Linked DNA regions of Mus musculus: region 1 is linked to region 2. The links are chromatin loops, found by intact Hi-C in ENCODE. Cell type or tissue: heart. All regions are shown on one strand.

Region 1 (2,500 bases), 150 kb before region 2:
TGGCGAGTCTGAGCTTTGACTTTTTGGCTAGTGAGCTTCAGACCTGCACTTAGCCCTTCCTCCTGCCTCCTTTTAAATTTACCGTTCTAGTCACAGGGGCATAATAGAAACCAAGTTGTCAGAGGACAGTGCTTTGACAGTAAAATGGCCTCTGGCTTTGAAAATAATGTCTCAGTTTCCTTGAGACTTTCTTTGGCAGCAGGGGACCATTAGCTTGTCACATTGTCCAGTCCTACTGATATTATCTTTTAATTGCTCCCAAAGACCCATCTCTTAATCAATGTGTCTGGGGTTCTCAAAGAGCTAAGTTCTCTGGACTGACAATCTGTTCTATCATTTGAGTTCAAAAGTAAAGGGGCTGGGGGAAAGATCGATGACTTAAGAATGGAAAATAGCGTTTTGGGGAGACATACAACTGTAGTCAAGATAATAATTTGAAATAAAATGGCGAAGAAGGCACCTGTCCTGTAAAGATTCTAGGGACATCATAATATGACCATGTACACAAGGACAAGTATGCCACACTAAATAGGACATTCAATATACAAATGCTTTCAAGATTTATTTTATTTTATTTGAAATTATGTGCTTGAGTGTTCATGTGTGAGTGGGGATGGGGTGTGAGTTCAGCACTGTGAAGGATGACGTGAATGTCACATCACCCAGAGCTGGTTATTTGCCACCTGACATGGGGGCTGGGAACTGAACTCAGGTCTTCTGCAGGATCAGGGAACGCTGTTGACCATTGAGCCATCTTGTTATCTGACACCAAAATAAGCTTTCTGAAATAAGTGTTTTTATGTTCTTGTATAAGGTATAACTCGAGAATCTCCCTCCCTTCCTGGTCTCAGTATATTTGCTCTGCCCTCAGATTATAGATAGGTCAGATAGATAGGTGTGATCTTTGTTGTCATCATTGTTTGTGCTAAGCATGTGAGGACAGATGATTAGGAAGGTGGCCCACAGTTCCCTACAAAATGTATGCACTATAGACAACATGCAGCATCAGACTTGGCACACAAGAAGAGGGAAAACAGGATTTATTTATGCAGACTTTGAAAGGCAATCATGTCTTGGTTTCTTTTAATTCTGTTGCTGCTCAGGGATGGTTGTGCCACAACCTGGTCAGAAGATCCCTGGGGTATATGAAGCTTGATCAGAGAGCTCTCTCAGGATCTAAGTGTGTTGAACTGGCTCTGATAAGTTACATAAAGAACGACTGCAACTGCAGGGGATACCGGTGCAGCATAAGAGATGGTAAGAGATGGATTTAGTTTACTTGAAGGTTCCTTTTCTCCTGCTCACATCGAAGGGTTTATGTTCACCATCTTGGTTGCTATTTGCTTCTCCCTGGTGGTCACTCATTAGGAAAATGAGCTTTGTGTAAATATTCTCTGTCCATGCCTCCTGAGGACTCAAGTCAGCACTGCCTCCACTGAAAGCTATTTTGGGGATGTACATTCCCCAGTGTCAGATTCAGAAGTGGTGGTGCCCCACCCTTGTTTCCAGTTCACAATAGATCTTGGCTGCCAGGCTCTGATTAGGAGCCTCCCTGAGCCTCTTTCTGCAGCCAGCCCTCTCTTTCCCATCCCTTTTCCTGTTCTTGTCCTGCTCACTCCTGATAAGATTACGCTTGTCCTCAAGAAGAGAAATTTTCTTTCCTGTACGTTAATGCTTTTCAAAGACCACAAATGAAAAGATCTCCTTGCTAATGTCAGATAATTTATTCTAGGTGTTGCGAGATCCAAGAGAGGAACAGGAGGTCCTGGGAGGCACTTAAGAAACATCTGACCCAATATCACTGAGCTTCTGATCCTGATTTCCAAACGCAGTTCTGTTTTGGCTACAGAGGAAGGAATCTCATTTTAGTAACTGGAGTTCTTAATTCATCTGTGAAGGTGGAGTTGGGTGAGGTGTGCTGTCCTGTTGTATTTAATGGTTAGTAGAAGGTTATATAAGTTAATTCAGAGCTAGCTTCAGTTTCCTCAATAGCAAAAGGCAGTTTTTTTTTCTTTTAATCAGACTTTGGTTCTTGTGAGTATTAGTGAAACTGTCTGTTACCCTCTCTTTCTAAGTGGGAAATAAGAAATGTAGTTTTATCTCCTAAACATAACCTGGGACTCAAGAGGAATTGCATGGACTGTAGGAAACAAACCCCAAAGAGGGTGCTAGAAAGTTCTCACATCATCTTTGTTCTTACAATAAGCTCCCAGATCCGTCTCAACACAGGCACCTGGTTTAAAAATTCCGTGGAAATCTGTTAAAACTCTGCAAGTGTTAAGTGAACCTTGGCAATTCTTTTATAGAAGATAAAATTGAGACCTAGAAGGGAGAAAACATTCAAGATGTCACCTTGCTCCTCCTCTCCTTGTCCTCTCCTCTTCTCTCCAAATAATGCTTTAATAAATGCACTCTGAACAGAAGCAGCACTCTGGTCAAGCGAAGGGGCCTACCCCTCCACTTCCCCAGTTGCTTTTTAAAAGTATCTTGTAAGAGTGCT
Region 2 (2,500 bases):
CAAACCCAATAGAGTGTCTACCTCTTCTGCTGCATATCTCTGCTATATTAACACCATATCATCAACTGCCACTTCCTTTTGCCCTGGGCAGGTTGACTTCCAAAGCATGAGAAATACAAGTAAGAGACCGCTAACAAAGACTTGGAAGCATGGTAACTTCGTAGGACAAGCAGGAAGTGTGGCTCAGTGGTAGAGTGTATGCTTAGCATGTGTGGGGTCCTAGGTTCAATCCATAGCATCAGAATAAAAAAAAAAAAAGACTCAAAAGACAGCATGCTACTCCTTTCTCCAGCCATCTCGGTTGATGGAGGCTATTCTTAAGGACTGTTAGGCTTGAGCCTGCCACCACAGAGCTCCAGACCTTATATCTCTTTGTGCTCTGAATCACAGCACACCACCCTCATGAAACCACTCCAAACTTCCCTCCTGTTGTGTAAGTCAGCTTGTTCATCACAGCCCATTTCCTTTCCTACCAGCCCATTGAAGCCATTTTATCTTCTTTACCATGTCTGCTACTCTACTAGTTTGTTTTCTATTGCTGTGATAAGACACCACCATCAGGGATAACTATAAAGAAAGAGTTTAACTGGTTTACAGTTCCAGAAGGTCAGAGTCCATGATGGCAGAGAGAAGGCTGAGCAACACCTGGGTGCCTCACATCTTTATCCACAAGCAGGAGACAGACAGGGCACTGGGGATGGCTAGGACCATTTGAAACTTCAAAACCTACCTCATACAACACACCTCTTCCAACGAGGCCACCCCTTCTAGTACTTCCCTCAAAGTTACACCATCTGTCAGCCATATGTTTAAATTTATGAGCCTATGGAGGCCACTCTCATTCAAACTGCCACAGATTGCTGACATTTCTACCAGAGACAGATGAGGAGATAACACTGATTGTTTAGCATATATCCCCAACCTCCAAATGTCGTCATTAATAGGATTCCCATCTCCCAGGTGATGAACTCAGGATTTTGATACAATTTGATGCCAAGGCTCTTTAATCATCTATTTGAGCCTAGGCTAATGGCTTTCACAATGGCTGGTTTCAACCTTCAGGGAAGGTGAGCAGAAGAAGCAAGCACTATGTCCCGAAGGAGATACCACCATAGGACAAGTGCAGCTCAGGTGCTTCAAAGATCTGCTCCCTGGACTTTAATTAGCAATCATTGGGATGTCAAAAGTAGCATGGGAAGAATTCTGCTGCCATCTGGTGGCCACATTGGACTATGACCCTCACTCAAAGGACCAAGTTGCTTCTTAGTAAAATCAAAAAACATGAAAATGTCATTCAGAGGTTGAGCATTCATTTCATTTTCATATCATATTTGAAGGCAGAGGCTTTTCAATCCCAAGCCAAATTACAATTACTTCCGGAAATTGGCTTGCAGCTCAGTGCCAAGGCTCTCTTCTTCCAAGGCCTACTGGAGCAACCTTTTTCCTTTCATTTTGTTGTTTGGATTCACATTACTGAAAAGTTTATAATATTTTAAAACATTATTTTAAGTACTTACCCTTCATAATATTCTGATGGAGTAATTAGGTATTGGTATTTTATAAATGGACAAGACTGTGGCATGAAGTCTTTGGCTGTCAGCCCCCCAAAGGCATGCCTAGGGATCCAGCCAGGTCAGCCAGGATAGCAGCTTGAGGATCCTCAGTTATCATTTCCCCTCCTCATTTAAATCCAACCTTCAGGCTTGTAGTCCCAGCTCTGTAGCAGGTGCTGCTCTCTCTTCCATCTCTGTCCCCATTCTCAGGTGACTAAACAGATTCTGCTAGTATATCTTGCTTTGCTTTCTCTTGTAGACCCCCCTTCAGCCAATCTCCATCCATAAATGTCACTTCTCAATATCAAGAAACATATTCTACTGGAGCTGCACTCCCCCATGACTACAACTGTGAGAAATAAAACCATTTCAGTAAGGTAGAGTCACCTAAGGCTTATGTGACTCCCCTAGCTCTTGGCCAGACTCCTGACTTGGAACATGTGCCATACTTCTCACATAAAAGAGATGTGACCTGTGGTCATGTAGTCCCAAAACAGAGTTCTCCATGCTAATGAGGTACCTAGAGACCCAGAGGGCTTAGCCAATAAGTTTCCCTTTCCAGCCATTCCTCCCTGCAAAATGTATTTAATCTCAGGCCCAACCTGAGAAGAGAGAGAGGAGGGTATGCTTTTACGAATCCATTTTCCACCATGACAATAAATTGTTTAGAGCAATGGGCTGTCTCTTTTCATCAAGATATGCCATGGAGAGCCATGAAGAAGGTCTTCAGAGATGCAGTCTAATCTCCTCTAGAAACCCTTTCTGAGCTCTCTGAAACAACTACCACCAAGCCTGCATCCACCAAGATAAGGACAATTACCTTTGAGACAAGCTGGAATTCCCTTTGTCCCCCAGCCCCGAGCTAGACAATGTTCCCAGCCTACCTGCCCCCACTCTATTCTCTGCTCTGGACTCTTGGCACTGCCTGGATGGCCAAGAGTCTGTGA

The links. Peaks named below come from ENCODE experiments on the same cell type or tissue, not always from the same donor. Only the 100,000 strongest peaks of a DNase experiment are listed, where the experiment ranks them.
Region 1: it touches region 2 in a loop (6-fold over the local background); 17 of 42 quality-filtered maps call a loop at or near these places.

What each region holds. Positions count from the first base shown.
Region 1 is chr9:33,099,852-33,102,351 of GRCm38, forward strand. No RefSeq gene overlaps it. Among named protein-coding and RNA genes, the nearest start is that of Gm27166, 69 kb to the left of the region's middle. In heart, no CTCF peak of the experiment used is centred here; a DNase peak (open chromatin) is centred at 1,520; H3K27ac peaks cover 23 bases.
Region 2 is chr9:33,245,932-33,248,431 of GRCm38, forward strand. No RefSeq gene overlaps it. Among named protein-coding and RNA genes, the nearest start is that of Gm32171, 7.3 kb to the right of the region's middle. In heart, a CTCF peak has its summit at 1,215 (motif pointing left); no DNase peak of the experiment used is centred here.